Linked DNA regions of Homo sapiens: region 2 is linked to region 1. Evidence: read pairs that join two places in POLR2A ChIA-PET (ENCODE). Cell type or tissue: Caco-2. All regions are shown on one strand. Each heading gives the region's core, and the rest is flanking DNA. Links, peaks and the distances in the headings are about the cores only. Region 1 has its middle 6.3 kb from the start of ASS1. Region 2 overlaps NCS1 (neuronal calcium sensor 1).

Region 1 (8,323 bases), core at 104-8,103:
AGAGCAGCTGAAACTACAGGCACATGCCACCATGCCTGGCCTTTATATTAATTATTAATGTTTTGTATATATGTAAGGCATACAACGTGATGCTTTGATACACATAATGAAATGGTTACTATAGTCAAACCAATTAATATATCCATTTGGATTTTGTGTGGGCTTGAAAAAATTAAAACATACCCATCATCTTGTATATACTTATTTTTGTGGCAAGAACACCTCATATCTACTCCCTTAGGAAAATACCAGTGTGATATTATTATTATTTTGAGATAGGATCTTGCTGTGTCACCCAGGCTGGAGTGCAGTGGCGTGACCTCTGCTCACCTCAATGTCTGCCTCCCAGGCTCAAGCGATCCTCCTACCTCAACCTCCTGAGTATCTGGGACCACAGGCATGCACCACCACACCTGGCTAAATTTTTTTTCTTTTTTTTTGAGTTGGAGTTTCACTCTTGTTGCCCAGGCTGGAGTGCAATGGTGCTATCTCGGCTCACCGCAACCTCCGCCTCCTGGGTTCAAGTGATTCTCCTGCCTCAGCCTCCCGAGTAGCTGGGATTACAGGCATGCGCCACCACGCCCGGCTAATTTTGTATTTTTAGTAGAGATGGGGTTTCTCCACATTGGTCAGGCTGGTCTCAAACTCCTGACCTCAGGTGATCTGCCCGCCTCGGCCTCCCAAAGTGCTGGGATTACAGGCGTGAGTCACCGCGCCCGGCCTAATTTTTTAAATGTTTTGTAGAGATGAGGTTTCATTATGTTGCTCAGTCTGGTCTGGAACTCCTGGGTTCAAAGGATCCGCCCACCTCAGCCTCCCAAAGTGCTGGGATTACAGGCATGTGCCACTGCACCTGGCTTACCCCAGCCTATTTTTATCTTCTAACTCTTGTCGCTTTCCAGTCATAGACTCTTACAGCGGGCTTCTTTATGGCTTGCTTGTCATCTTGTATCCTTTGCAGCTCACCCCTGGCTTTCACTTGCAGTCCTCTTCTGAGCTATCTTTTTCCTGATAGCATCTCCCCTTCTGGGGGATGGATTATTGAAGGCAAGGGCCATTTCTAGGCCCTGGCCTTAATAATTCATCTAATTCATCTACAGGAAGGGCCTTTGTTGGACGAATGGATGGATGGAAGTGTAGTGCAACAATTCCTAAGTAGTCTTTTTTTTTTTTTTTTTTGAGACAGAGTCTGGCCCTGTCGCCCAGGCTGGAGTGCAGTGGCGCGATCTTGGCTCACTTTAAGCTCCACCTCCCGGGTTCACACCATTCTCCTGCCTCAGCCTCCCGAGTAGCTAGTATTACAGGCATGCACCACCATGCCCAGCTAATTTTGTATTTTTAGTAGAAACAGGGTTTCTCCATGTTGATCAGGCTGGTCTCGAACTGCTGACCTCAGGTGATTCACCCACCTCAGCATCCCAAAGTGCTGGGATTACAGGCGTGAGCCACCGCGCCTGGCCTAATTTTTGTATTTTCAGTAGAGACGGGGTTTCACCATGTTGGCCAGGCTGGTCTCAAACTCCTGACCTCAAGTGATTCACTCGCCTCAGCCTCCCAAAGTGCTGGAATTACAGATGTGAGCCGCTGTGCCCGGCCCCTGGGATAGTTTTAATAGGCGGTCAGGGCAGGAGAAGAGGGGACAGCAAGTGTCAGGGCCCTCAGGCAGGAGGGTCCAGCCAGGAGGTTGGGGAGGCTGGAGATGAATGAGGTGGGAGAAAGGGAAGACAGAAAGGTCAAGGGGGTGGGGTGGATCCTGTGAGGTCTTTGGGCCACCACAGGGACTTTGGCTTTGATGAGTGACCTATACAAGAGCACATGTATAGGTAGGTGTGGTGGTGCATGCCTGTAGTACCGCTACCTGGGAAGCTGAGGAGGGAAGACCCTTGAGCCCAGGAGTTTGGGGCTACAGTGAGCTATGATTTGGCCACTGCACTCCAGCCTGGGTGAGAGAGCGAGACCCCATCTCTAACGAAAATGGTTTTTAAGAAAGTCAATGCATATCTGCGTGTTGGCCTATCTCCAGTGTGCTGGGTCTCGGGAGGAGTGTAGGTGAAACGGAGCTTGGCTGTTTATCCTTCTCCTCCCATTCCTGCCCTTCTCCCTGGGCTGGCAGCAGCCCCTGCCTGGTGGCCTCTTTGTTGCCAGCTGCCCCTGACACAGCCTCTGGGAGAGAGAGGTTGTCTTTTGCATATGGTTCTGAAGAAAAGAGTGCCTCTCTCCCTGTTCCTCCTACTTAGTGTGACATGGTCAGCTCCCCCTAATTGTCCCCTCCCTCTCATCTGGGCAATGAGGAAAGTTGTCTGAGTTAGTTCCTTCTAGAGATGAACGACAATCAGGCTGTCTTAACAGAGCTGTTCTGGGTACACAGAGAAAAAATCGCTGTGTCCATTTTACAGATGCAGAAAGGGGGGTACAGGGAGGGAACATGATCCAGTCACTTGACTGAGGTGTGACTGGTTAATGGTCAAACTGGGACTCTTGATTCCCACCTAACAGCCCCAGTAGAACCTTCTCCAGGATGCTTCTTACTGTAGGTTTCCTTCAAACCAGTCTGCAAAGTTTTTCTGTTAGGGGCCAGATAGTACTTTCTGCTTTGCGGGACATTCAAGCTCTGTCAAAATGACTTACCTTTGCCATTGCAGCGCAAAAGCAGCCCCGGAGGACCCATGAACAGATGGGCACAGCTGTGTTCCAATAAAACTTTATTTGTGGACACTTACATTTCAAATTTATTATCATTTTCATGTGCCATGAAATATTCTTCTTTTGATGTTTTTCAACCATTTACAAATGTAAAAGCCATTCTTAGTTTGCACGCAGGCTTTACAAAAACAAGTTCAGACCAGAGTTTGCTGATCTCTGGTTTAAACCACAGAAATTACTGATGATGGAAGTCCAGGCTGGGTGGAGAGATTAGAGGAGGCGGGAAGAAGTGCGGGAGGGGCTTCCCAGGCCCTCCTGTACCCTATTCGTCCAGGGTCCACCTGTGAGGGCCTTCCTTGGGCCGAACGCCCCTCTTTGTGCAACGCCAGGGGTCAACGGGTCAGAACTGGAGCACTGCTCTTCGCTAGGCTGTTAATTTTTTATGGAGCTGGGGACTTTGTGGAGGTGATGCAGAGGCGGAGACCCACAGAGGGGAGGTGCCACTCCTCTCTCACCCCTGCTGTCTCCTGCAGGCCGCTCCCAGTCTCACGCAGGCCTTCCATGTTTGTGAAACTACTACTTGTTAAGTCTTTGTCCAGTGTCTTACAGACTTGAGGTTTTTTTTTTTTTTTTTTTTTTTGAGACAGAGTCTCACTGTGTCGCCCAGGCTGGAGTGCAGTGGCGCGATCTCGGCTCACTGTAAGCTCCGCCTCCTGTGTTCATGCCATTCTCCTGCCTCAGCCTCCAGAGTAGCTGGGACTACAGGCATCCGCCACCAACCACGCCCAGCTAATTTTTTTTTTTTTTTTTGTAGAGATGGGGTTTCACCGTGTTAGCCAGGATGGTCTCGATCTCCTGACTTCGTGATCCGCCTGTCTCATCCTCCCAAAGTGCTGGGATTACAGGCGTGAGCCACCGTGCCCGGCAACTTGGGTTTACTTAGTCCTTCCAGGAGCTCCAGAGCCAAGAAACAGCATCCCCATTTCACAAATGAGAGAAGGAGAGCTCAGAGAAGGAAGCCACTTATCTATCTCACACAGCCTGGAGGGGAAGAGAAGGACTCAGCCCAGGTCCATCTGACTCCAGAGTCCTGGGCTCTGACCACCAGGCTCCCCTGCCTCCACTTTCCAAGGAAGGGGGAAGAGAGAGAGGGCCAGGGGCAGGCTGAAGACAAGGGCCCTTGGCAATTCAAGATGTGAGGAGCTAAAAAGGGAGTGTCTATTCAGCCCCCTGCCTCCCCACTTTTCCCTCCTTTTCCATTTGAGGCTATGGAGCGGAGGCCGGGGGAAAGGAGTGACTTACCCAAGGTCACACAGAAAGCCCAAGGCAGACCAGGCCTTGGAGGTAGATTCTGACCCAGTCCCTTCCTCCCCTACACTCCAACTGCTTACCCCGCCCCTAAGGAAGGTTACCAAGCAGAGGAGGCCCCTCCCAAGCAAGCCACAGCCAGAGCCAGAGAGTATTTTCCATCCAAAAAGGGTGTTTGCCACTTCTTTTTCTCTAGCTGCCAGCTGTCATTGGCCAAGACTCTGTCCAAGCTGCCCAGCCCCCTGGTGCCACCTGACCTCTGCGAGTCTGTTTGCACCATCAGGGGTGGAAAACAGGCCTGCAGGTCAGGCATTGAACTCCCTGATGTGGGTTTTCCACGAACCCAACAACTGGACTCTGTGTTCCTGTGGGCGAGGACTGGCAACCTAGGGTCTGGCCTGGAGGACACTCTCTTTTCCCAGGGCCAATGCCCAGGCTTGGGCAGTGGCAAAGTGGCTTCTGGTGCCAACCACAAGGAGGTTTCAGGGTGAGATCCTTGAAGTCTCTACACACCCAGGCCCCTTCATGCCCAGCAGGTCCAGAGCCCTTGGGTGGCAGAGGCGAGAAACGGAGGCAGGAGGAAGCCCACTCCAGGGCTCTGTACACAGGCTGTATCTATGCCTTTAGGTGGCTGGGGGCATTCGATGAGGTCACATCCATTAAGCTTGCCCTGTAGCCACTCAGACAAGTGGCCACCAAAGTTAGAGCTGAGGCCAGGCGCGGTGGCTCACGCCTGTAATCTCAGCACTTTGGGAGGCCGAGGTGGGCGGATCATCTGAGGTTGAGTTCGAGACCAGCCTGGCCAACATGGTGAAACCCCGTCTCTATTAAAAATACAAAAATTAGCCAGGTGCGGTGGTGGGCGCTTGTAATCCTAGCTATTCTGGAGGCTGAGGTAGAATAATTGCTTGAACCCAGGAGGCAGAGATTGCAGTGAGCCGAGATTGTGCCACTGCACTCCAGCCTGGGCGACAGAGCGAGACTTATCTCAAAAAAAGAAAAGGTCAGAGCTGACTCTTAGAAAAGCCCCCAGCTGCAATGTGGAGCATGGAGCAGAGGGGATGGTGAGCACAGGCAGGAGGATAGGTGAGGTGTCTCCTGCAGAGGTGCATGTGAGAGGTCACAGTCATCCAGGCTAAGATAAGAGCAGTGGGGAGAGACAGCAGGAACCAGAGCGCTCACATTCTTCCATTTTCTTGCTGGAGGCCTCAGCCCTCTGCTCTGTGCCAGTATCAGAGCTTATGACAAGCAACTGATCTGGTGGGGGAGGGAAAGGATAAGAGGCATCACTAAGGAGCAGTGTGTGGAAAGACCACATGGCAAAAAGGGCTTGACACGTTGAAACAACCACAGCCAGGCCGGCAGCAGCAGTATAGTGGGTAAGGGCAGAGGAGGAAGTACAGCCATTGAGATTTGAACCTAAGAGTCATGGGGACCATCAAAACCTTGCTTCAGAAACCATTTTATTCATTAATATTGCAGTACATAGCTCTAAAACTTTATAAATCTTTCAATAAAAATATAACTACAAGCTGGGTGCAGTGGATCATGCCTGTAATCCCAGCACTTTGGGAGGTCGAGGTAGGCAGATTGCTTGAGGCCAAGAGTTCAAGACCACCCTGGGCAACATGATGAAACCCATCTCTACTAAAAATACAAAAATTAGCCAGGTGTGGTGGCATGTGCCTGTAGTGCCAGATACTAAGGAGGCTGAGGTGGGAGGATCACTTGAGCCCGGGAGGTGGAGCTGCAGTGAGCCAAGATCGTGCCACTGCACTCCAGCCTGGGAGACAGAGGAGACCTTGTCTCAAAAAAGAAAAATAACTACAATATCATTATTATTACACCTAAAAAATCAATAGTAATTCTGTCTTGCTGTTATTGAATATCTCATCAGTGTTCAAACTTCCAACTGCTTATAAAAATATTTCTTGCTGGGCGCGGGGGTTCACGCCTGTAATCCTAGCACTTTAGGAAGGCAAGGCAGGCGGATCACGAGGTCAGGAGATCGAGACCATCCTGGCTAACACAGTGAAACCCTGTCTCTACTAAAAATACAAAAAATTAGCCGGGCATGGTAGCGGGCGCCTGTAGTCCCAGCTACTCGGGAGGCTGAGGCAGGAGAATGGCATGAACCCGGGAGGCGGGGCTTATAGTGAGCCGAGACCACGCCGCTGCATTCCAGCCTGGGCGACAGAGCGAGACTCCGTCTCAAAAAAATAAAATAAAATAAAAATAAAAATAAAAATAAAAATATTTCTTTTGCACTTAAAAGAAATCAGTATCTAAATGAGATCTAAACATTGTGATTTATTTTATTTTATTTTTGAGACAGAGCACGTTTTGTGCCCAGGTTGGAGTGTGCAGTGGTGCAATCTTGGCTCACTGCAATCTCTGTCTTGGCTCACTGCAACCTCTGCTTCCCAGGTTCAAGCAATTCTTGTGCCTCAACCACCTGAGTAGGTGGGATTACAGGTATACGCCATGACACCTGGCTAAGTTTTTGTATTTTGACTAGAGACAGGGTTTCACTATGTTGCTCAGGCTGGTCTCAGAGTCCTGGCCTCAGCAATCTGCCCATCTCAGCCTCCCAAAGTGGTGGGATTACAGGCATAAGCCACCACACCCAGCCTTGATTTTATCTTTTATAGCTCTTTTAACCCAAAGATTCCCCTTCTGTTTCTTTTTTTTCTTAAAAATCAATTTGAGATATAATTTTTTCCAGGAATGCAAGGTTGGTTCAACACCTGAAAGCCAATCAATGTAACACACCACATTTATAAAATAAAGGAGAAAATCATATGATCATTTCAATAGGTGTAGAAATAGCATTTGACAAAATTTAGTACCTATTTATGTAAAAATCTTTCAATAAATAAGGAAGAAAAGTGAACTTCTTCTGACCAAAAAAAAAAAAAAAAAAACTATGAAAAACCTACAGCTAACATTGTACTTAACGGTGAAAGACTGAATGAATCCTCTGCCCTAAGATCATGAACAGGGAAAGGATAACTACTCTTACCAATTCTATTCAACATTCTACTGGGGATACTGACCATTGCAATAAGGCAAGCAAAAAAGGTACAAAGGTAATAAAGGGGAAAGTAAAACTGTTTCTATTCATAGACAACATTGCTGTCTACCTAGAAAATCCTAAGGTATTTACAAAAATCTACTAGAGTCAATAAGTGAATTTAAAAAAAGTTGCAGAATATAAACCTAATTTACAAAAGTTGATTTTATATGCCAGGAACAATTGGAAAATAAAAATATCATGTATGATAACATCAAAAAATTAAAATTCTTAGAAGTAAATTTGATGGAAGATAGGCAAAACTTATACACATAAAACATTGCTCAGACATCTAAACCAGGATGGATCTCTTGGTACCTCCACTGAAATTGAAGACTTACCCTGATTTGATGATTACACATTGTATACACGGATCAAAACATCACATGTACCCCCAAAATATGTATAACTAAGATATATCAGTGAAAAATACAAAAAAAAAAAAAAGAAAGAAAAGAAACTGAGGACTTTTATACCACCTATCAAAGATGTCTCAACCTACCAGGTCTTCCTCTCCACTGTATGGAAGACTTAGGCCTTTGCCTGGGCACAGGCCTCCACCAGGCCAGTCATCCAAGGTGTCCAATAAATTAGTCATCTCAGAGCTGGGCCCTGGAGTACCCATACCTGTGACCCCAAGAAACTATCTCTTAAACAAACAAACAAACAGAACCTCTCTGGCTGTTGGGGAGGAAATGTTGGAGGGGCAACTAGGGTAAGTGGAGGAGCCAGCAAAGAGACTTAAGTAAGAAATTATAATGGTCTCAGTAAGAGAAGATGGTGGCCCTGTATGGAGGAAGTGGAAGTGGAGAGAAAGGGGCAGACTTGATATATTTAGAAGATATGAATGTTGTTGGGCACGGTGGCTCACACCTGTAATCCCAGCATTTTGGGAGGCGGAGGTGGGTTGATCACCTGAGGTCAGGAGTTCAAGACCAGCCTGGCCAACATGGTGAAAACCCGTCTCTACTTAAAATACAAAAATTAGCCTGGTGTGGTGGCGGGCCTGTAGTCCCAGCTATTCAGGAGGCTGAGGCAGGAGTATTGCTTGAACCGGGGAGGCAGAGGCTGCAGTGAGGGTGCCACTGTACTCCAGCCTGGGTGACAGAGCAAGACTCCAAATTAAAAAAAAAAAAAAAAAAAAGGAAGGTATGAGTGTCTCAGATCCCAGTGCCTTTGTTTCTCCACCTGCTCAGGCCTAGGTGCTGCTTTGTTTTTAGGAATGCCACCAAGATCACTTACCTAGAAGGTGCAAAGGCTCCTGGAGGACCCCTGACCTAGGTGTGGGCAGGGGGTAAG
Region 2 (8,323 bases), core at 200-8,199, 250 kb before region 1:
GGGAGCCTCACAGTGCTTCCATCCAGAGGGCTCCCTGCTCTACCGGCTATGACATTAGGTGTGACCGTGTGGCTTCTGTGAACAATTTGGCTTCTGCCTGAGCTGTGATGGAGGCCACACAGCTTTGTGTCTCCCACCCCTTCCTGGGGCTGGGGTGGGGGTCCCTGGAGGGCTAGGACTGAAGCAGGAATGTGGGGACTAGGGTGGGGGAGGCAGATGCCACATGATCCAAAGTGGGGAGATGGGGGGTGGTGGCCTGCTCGGCCTCTTGCAGTTCCTGCCCCTGTGGGGTGCCCCCGTTATTAGCCCTGGCCATCTGGTCTTGTCTTTGGGTGCTGTGACACCTATATTAATAGTAGTGGCAATTGTTAACATTTTGGGATACTTGCTGTGTTCTCTCCACCTGGACCACACCACGCTGCCTCTGGATAAGGTTTTGTTCTAGTGTGATGTGGCTTCTTGTGGTTCCTGAACTCGCCAGGCTCTGGATGGCCTCTGAGGCTTGGACCTGCAGCCTCTCCTGGAAAGCTCTGCTTCTTCTTCTTTGCCTGGCTGAGGCCTGCACATCAGCCCTTTCCTCAGGGAGCACGCCTGACCCCCTAGGCTAGGTTGGGTTCCTGCTTCACATTTCATTAATCCTGAACTTTCCTTTTTTTTTTTTTTTTGAGACGGGGTTTCGCTCTTGTTGCCCAGGCTGGAGTGCAATGGCTCGATCTCGGCGGAGCCTCCTGGGTTCAAGTGATTCTCCTGCCTCAGCCTCCCGAGTAGCTGGGATTACAGGCATGTGCCACCATGACCTAATTTTATATTTTTAGTAGAGACGGGGTTTCTCCATGTTGGTCAGGCTGGTCTCGAACTCCCGACCTCAGGTGATTCACCCGCCTTCTTGGCCTCCCAAAGTGCTGGGATTACAGGCATGAGCCACTGCGCCCAGCCTCTTTCCTTTGTTTTTCTTTTTTGAGACGGGGATCTCACTTTGTTGCCCAGGCTGGAGTGCAGTGGTGCAATCTTGGCTTGCTGCAACTTCTGCCTCCTGGGTTCAAGCGATTCTCCTGTTTCAGCCTCCCGAGTAACTGGAATTACAGGTGCCTGCCACCATGCCTAGCTTATTTTTGTATTTGTAATAGACACGGGGTTTTGCCATGTTGGCCAGGCTGGTCTCAAACTCCTGACCTCTGGTGATCCGCCCGTCTTGGTCTCCCAAAGTGCTGGGATTACAGGCATGAGCCACTGGGCCCAGCTGAGCTTTCCTTTCTTATTATGACAGATAGACAGCTGTGTGGGTGTGTGCTAACAGGGTGTGTCTCCCCTGTTGTATCAGGGACTCAGAGGACAGGAACCTGTGTCTAGGTCATTGCTGTGTCCCTGGAGCCTGGCTCAGGTTCTGACCCATTGAGTGTGCTCAGAAATTAATTGCTGGATGAAGGAAAGGGTGAAAATCCTGTTTGTTCCTTTAACCAGCCTGCAAGAAACGTATTGTGACCGCCACTATTCCCATTTTACAGCTAAGGAAACTGAGGCTCAGAGAGGTGAATTTAGTTACCCAAGGTCACTTGTCTACAGGGGCTAAAGAATGAGTCAGTTTAGACAAAGACCCTTTCTACTGAGTAGGTCAGTTGCTTCAGTGCCTTCCACAATGTCTGACCTTGGCAGTGTTTGGGAAATGCTTGTGGAATGGGACTGATCCGGATCCCTGAGTGCCGGGGTCGGCTCTGAAATGTTTGAGAGGGTCCCCACCAGGAATCTTGAGAAAACTCCACACACCCAAGATTTCCCCAGGGTCTTGGCCAGCCACGGTGGCTCACGCCTGTAATCCCAGGACTTTGAGAGGCCGAGGTGGGCGGATCACTTGAGGTCAGTAGTTCGAGACCAGTCTAGTCAACATGGTGAAACCCTGTCTCTACTAAAAATACAAAAATTAGCCGGGTGTGGTGGCGCGTGCCTATAATCCCAGCTACTCAGGAAGCTGAGGCAGGAGAATTGCTTGAACCTGCTTGAACCCAGAAGGTGGAGGTTGCAGTGACCTGAGATTGTGCCACTGCACTCCAGCCTGGGTGACAGAGCTAGAAGATAGACTCCATCTCAAAAAAAAAAAAAAAAAAAAAATATATATATATATATATATATATATATATTCCCAAGGTCTCGAAGGCCCCAAAGAGGCAGAAGATGTGGCTTACTTCCTTTTGGAAGATTCTGAGCTGAGTCTGGCAGGAAAGATGGCTTGAGCCAGGGGGTAGTTCTTGTATGTTTATGCAAGAGAGAGAGAGAGAGAGAGAGAGAGAGAGAGAATATATGTGGTCATTGGAACAAGTTCCTTTACTAGCCAGAAATAACTTTGGGTTTTAGAAAATAAAAGTAGCCCTGTCTACTTTCCAACTTACCCACCTAAAACAAGAACATGCATTCTGTGAGAACACACATACATTGAGCACCTACTATGTGCCAGATGCTACCATTTGGCTGCAACTTAGGCAGACATAGATCCTGCCCCATGGAGCACCCAGCCATTGGGGAAGGTCCAAATCGGACAAAAGCAGGCACTCACAGAGACAGAACAAAACCATTTCTCATACAGCTTCTCTGAGGCCACTGTGTACATTTTCAACTGGTTTCTTTCCATCTATTTTCTACGTATGTAACTATGGTAGGTTTTATCGCCCTTAGTTTTCTGGTGAGAAAACCAAGGGAGGTTAACCGACTTGTCCAATGTCACACAACTGGAACATGGTAGAGCCGGGATTTGAACCTATGTCAGTGCGACTTGATCTGGGTCACTCAGCCAGTCAAAGCAAGTTAACAGATCAGCAGATACTGAGGACCTTTGCCTGCCAGCACCAACGGCACTTTGTTGGGGCGTCAGAGATGCCAAAGATTCAGTAACTCTTTGACAGCGTGCGGGAGGTGGGCAGGATCATCCTTGGGGATGATATCTCCCAGCTAAAGCCTTCCTGAGCCTGGACTCTGGAGTCGATAAACCTGGCCTCCATCTCCACTCCTCCACCCCTGACTGCGTGATCTTGGTTGAGTGCTTTGCCTCTCTGTGAAACCGCAGTTTCTTGGAAGTGGGCTGGCAGGGACCCCCGCCTGTCAGCACAGGGCCTTGGGGAGGATCCCAAGGGGCTGAGAGGGAAACGGGGCTTTGATTTTGAATCTGAGCAGCTCTAAGCAGCCTCTCTCCTGGCTCCACTTCCTGCGGGAGCGGCAACAGCTTCCCATCTTGGTGTCTGCCCCAAGGCCTGGCCCTCTGACTTTTATTCAGACACCACGACTCCTCATCGGCACAGCATCTCCAGGGCGCCCACCATGTGCTGGGCTCAGTGCTTGTGATGTGTATCCTCTCGTTGGCCCCTGACAGCGGGGCAGGGAGCACGCTGACCCAGGCCACGTGGCGACTGGATAGTTGGTAGACCCATCTGTGCAAAGGCCCTGGGTGATCCCTGCTGGACTGTGTGTCCCAAGCCGAGAGCCTGGCTTTAGAGGGCCTCGGGCAGGAGAGCCAGGCCTGGGTGCAGAGCGGTGAAGAGCAGCTCCCGGGAGCTGGGGCTGAAGGTTACCTGGCCTGGCCCGAGTCTGCCCTCCGGGGCCAGGGACTCCATCTACTCGCCATTCCTGAAGACAGGCTGGGAGATCCCCCAACAGGTGAAATACCCCCCGATTCGAGTGCTCAGCCTTCCTCCCACCAGCCCGGAGGCTCTGGCATCTTTTACATGGAGGCGAGGCAGCCGTGGGGATGTAAGGAAGGGAAGTGGGGGCCGGTAGGGGGTGGTCAGAGCCTGGTCAGCTGGATGGCCGTGGGCATGGGGCTCCCCTGATGAGCCCAGGTGCCTCATCCTGAGACAGATACAGCAACAGCCCATGGCCCCCTGGGCTGTGTGAGACGCTAATGAAATGAGGGTTCAGGCTGGTGCCGGGCAGACCGCAGTCAGCACCCGATGGCGACAGTGGCCGTCACAGCTGCTCACTGCTGCACATGGCGGTCTGATGGCCCTGGTGGGCAGCCTGCTTGGAAGGGGCAGCGAGCAGAGCAGACGGGGCCCGCCCACCTTTCCTGCCAGCCGCTGTGTGCCCCAGCCCAGTGCTGGACCAGTCCTGGCTGGCACTCAGCGAACTGGGGTGGAGACAGTGACTGCCAAGGAGGCTGGGACACCACTCCCACAGTGGGGACACGTGATGGGGGGCTGGAGGGCAGAAGGGCTGGGGAACGCGCGGCGAGTGGGTCAGGGCGAGGGGCTCCTGCAGCGGCTTTGCTCAGCCAGGAGTGCCCGGGAGCTCTGGGCAGCAGGCCAGGCCTCCTTTCTGGGGCAGCTCAGGCCTGGTGCTGGGGCCCAGCTGCCCTTTAGCCAGGCAGTGGTGGCAGACAGGTATGGGATTGGGAGTGGGGGGTGGTCTCTCTTCTCACCCTGGCAGGGGCATCGAGTAATAAGTACAACAGCAGTGATGATCATGCTGACTGCCTCGTGCCAGGCAGCTCCTGCGTCTGCTGTCACGTTACTCTGAGCTTGGAGGCAGTGCCGCCGAGCACTCCATTTTAGAGAAGAGGCTGCCGCCCTTGTCCAAGGTCGAGGGTTAATGAGTCTGGGGCCCGGCCACGTTGTCTGGCCCAGAGCCTGTGCCCACCTTCCTGTCCTCACTCCAGCCCTCTCGGGGGCTGCTCTTCCTGGACACGGGGCCTGTCGTTGTGGGAAATGAGGCGCTCCAGACCCTCATTTACTTGTTGCCTGAAGGTCACTTTGTGGAGCGTGGGAGCTGGGGGGCCTGGAGGTCTCAGGAGTTGACCTCTTTCGTGGGACAGAGAGGGGAGGGTGCGTGGCCACGTTCACACATTGGGTCAGGAGCAAAGGTGGGCAGCCAGGACTCCCTGCCCACCCAGGAACACCAGCATATATCCCCGGGGCCTTCTGAAATCACCTGATGCTGCCGTGTGACTCCAGGGAGGTTCTCCCCCAGGAGCCGGTGCTGCAGTGAGTGGGGGGAGTGATCTGAGGCCTTGTGTGCTTGGGGCACCTGGAGGATTGGAGCAGCAGGTGGCTGCTTCCCAGCCCTCGAGTGTAGCAGGACCCCAGTGGGAACCCCACAGGTGTTTCACTCTCTTTTCTGTCCTCCCCACCTCCCAGTGTGCGGTACTCCATGGTTGGCACAGCTAGTAATGTCCTCTCTCACAGATGGGGAAACCGAAACCCAAACTGGGGAAAAAACCGGTCACACAGCAACGGAGTGGCAGATCCCTGGAGTCCAGGTCCCACAAGAGACCACCACCGTCTTCGCTTTGAGGAACTGCCCCTCCCCAGGGGTGGGCCCGGTGTGGGGGCAGGAGGGTGTGTGCGGCCAGCGGTGCACTCCCTCCGCTCTGACTTAGCTGTGCTGTTGCTGCCCAGGGAGGGCTTGGGGCAGAGCACCCTATTCTCAGGAGATGGTACCGAGGGGGCTCTGAGGTACTGCAGGGAGAACACAGCTGCGGGGTGCTGTGAGGAGGGGCAGGGGTGAGGCTGGAGAGGCTGGAGACGCACTGAGGCTCTGGAGGAGGGTTCTAGGAGGGGAGGAATGTGACCACATTAGGGATGCTGGCAGCTGCAGGTGGGGACTGGATGGGAAAGTGGGATGGGGTGGGGGCTGAGAAGAGGCCGGCACAGCAGCTGGGATGGTGTGGGGGCGACGTCCAGCCAGCCCTGGACAGTGGGGGCATTCTCGTATTTTTGAGGCAGCCAGGTTGGATGGGACTTGTCTGCAGTTGGTGCAGGACTGCCTGTAGGGAGATCTCTGGATGGGGACCTGGGAAGAGGCCCGGGCGATCCCTTTGGGCCACGTGGAGCCTGAGGGGCCTCTGGGCCATCGGTGAGGAGCTTGGACGGGGGTGGGGGAGCTGAACTGCAGGAGGGGCCAGCTGGGAGGAGACTGGGAGTGAGGGGTGCAGGGAGCAGAGCCGCCCCCGGAAAGCGTGTGAGCTGGGCGCTTGGAGGAGCCCTGGTGCTGGGAGATTGAGCACAGGAGAGGCGTGGGCCTGGGAGGAGCTTCTGAGGCCAGCTGCGCTTCTGGAAGGAGGACAGTCAGTGATCAAAGGTGTCAGGACCGAGGGGACTGTCTGATTTAGTAAGATGGGTCACTCGTGGCCAGGCCCAAAGGCCCCGCCTTCTATTCTTGTGCTGCTCAAACCCAAAGGCCCTCTTGCTGGTGCGGTTTTCCTTCAGCTGTGGTGGAGGGCTGGGGCCAGGTACAGAGACACTCCGGCAGCCCTCAACCCTGGAGATGGATCCAGGGCCAGGTCCGCCCCAGGAGGGATGGCGGAAGAGGCTGGATTGGCTGGCCGTCTGCCGTCCATGCCTCTAGCTGAAGCCAGCGCCGGGAGGGGGCTGCCAGCCCCTGCCTTTTGCTCCCACCATGTTTGAGCTGAGCTTCAATCAGGAGAGAGGTGTTTTGCTTTAGGGAAATCAAAATCAGACTTAACATCCTCCTGGGCTCCTGGGACTGGCTCTCGTGTTCATTCCTGGCAGACAAGGGCTGTGTGGAAGGGAGGAGGAGCTGGAGTAGAGGAGCTGGGGACCTCAGGAGCGCTGCCGGGGTGGAAAGGAGGCTGTGGGCACCGCGGGTGCTTCCTGGCTGTGGGGTACGAGCCTGGAGTCTGTGGGCGTGGGGGTGCGGCGAAGGCTAGGACCCACTCTCTGCTCTGAGACTGCAGCTGCCCTCCCCTTCTGCAGCTCTGGCTCTCTGGGGGTCAGTGAAGGGGAGTAGAGTGGATGCCCAGCCCCCCCTCTCCCAGGGCCCTGTGTCGGCTCTGATTTCTCCATCCACTCCTCAACAACCTTGACAATGGCTCTGCCTGGTAGGAGTTTATACCCCATCCTACAGGTGAGGACTTGGAGGTTCAGAGGGGTTAAGAAACTTGTTTGGAATCACCCAGGCTTCAAGTGGCCCTGACAGGATGGCACCCCAGAACTTTCCCCTGTCTGGCCCCATGGAGAGCATGGCCCATTGCCAGTTTTAAATCCTGGTTTTGGTACGAGCCTGGGCCTGCAGGCCTGGAGGCAGAGTGTGATGGAGAGAGTTCGTTTTAAAAATTGGCCAAAGCCAGATGAAATTGTGAAGGTCAATGCATGAGAAACACGTTTGAGGATGTGTTCTAAACCCAGCCCAGTGGCTGGATGACAAAGGAGGAATCAGCAGGTGTTTTTCTCTGTCCCCTGTGTGCAGGGTGCTGAGCCAGGCTCTGAGGGTGATGCTAGGATGGGCCAGGAGAAGTGTCCTGGCCTCTGCAGGCTTAGTGTCCAGCTAGGAAAATGAGGGGAAGAAGTGCTTCTGTCTCGCACTTGCTGGGTGCTGGACACTGGGCCGAGCACCAGTCCCTCCTCTTCCTGCTAGATGCCTGAGTCCCATTTTACAGATGAGCAAACCAAGGCTCAGAGATGCGGGGTCACTCATCCAAGACCACAGATCAGAGGGAGCCCTGGCCTGAAGTGCTTGCTGGGCTGGCCAAGGCCCTCTCTGGACCGCTGTACTTCACCACTGCTCCCCCAAGCCCAGCCTGTGCCCCCTTGGTCAGACCCCCGTTGGCCCTCTGTCGTGGAACCCATGGGAAGACAGACCTCATGTGAAGGGGGCTTCCCAAGGGGCCAAGGCAGGGTCGGGAGGGCCTCCTAGAAGAGGGCCATCCCAGCTGGGCTTTGTTTTTTTTTTTTTTGAGACAGTCTCTGTCACCCAGGCTGGAGTACAGTGGTGATCTCAGCTCACTACAACCTCTGCCTCCTGGGTTCCAGCAATTCTCATGCTTCAGCCTCCGTGGTAGCTGGGATTATAGGCACGCGCCACCACACCCGGCTAATTTTTGTATTTTTAGTAGAGACAGGGTTTCACCATGTTGGCCAGGCTGGTCTCGAACTCCTGGCCTCGAGTAATCCGCCCACCTTGCCCTCCCAAAGTGTTGGGATTACGGGCATGAGCCACCGCGCTCGGGCGCAGCTAGGCTTTGAAAGATGGATGGGGTTTCCCTGGGTGGAACGGGTGAGGTGAGGAAGTGTTCCTGGCAGAGCACAAAGGCCTGGAGGCTGGAACGGTCAGAGGAACTCCAGTGGGGTCAGGATGCGGGCCAGTGACCCAGGGAACAAGCTGTGCAAGGACTGCCTGCGTTCCTACCCTGCCCTGAACCCTGAGCCCTGAACCCAGAGCCCAGAGCCCAGACCCACCGAGGGAGGCAGAGGCGGAGGCCCTGTTAATTTCACATGCAGTTGGAGGCTCTGGGAGGAGGGGGAAAATGGGCCGGGCTGGGAACCAGAGCCTGGGAAGGTCACTCTGGCATCTGGGTGGAGGCTGAGGCAAAGGGAAGCTGAAC

The links. ChIA-PET counts read pairs that join two places held together with the same protein. Peaks named below come from ENCODE experiments on the same cell type or tissue, not always from the same donor. Only the 100,000 strongest peaks of a DNase experiment are listed, where the experiment ranks them.
Region 2: POLR2A ChIA-PET joins it to region 1 with 10 read pairs; 2 of 35 experiments call an interaction of 5 or more read pairs at or near these places.

Annotation. Positions count from the first base shown.
Region 1 is chr9:130,434,516-130,442,838 of GRCh38, forward strand. No RefSeq gene overlaps it. Among named protein-coding and RNA genes, the nearest start is that of ASS1, 6.3 kb to the right of the region's middle. In Caco-2, for the core only: no CTCF peak of the experiment used is centred there; a DNase peak (open chromatin) is centred at 3,106.
Region 2 is chr9:130,187,775-130,196,097 of GRCh38, forward strand. The region is part of intron 1 of NCS1 (neuronal calcium sensor 1); the gene reads left to right. Among named protein-coding and RNA genes, the nearest start is that of NCS1, 20 kb to the left of the region's middle. RefSeq lists an enhancer at 1-418 and a silencer at 1,592-1,941. In Caco-2, for the core only: no CTCF peak of the experiment used is centred there; no DNase peak of the experiment used is centred there.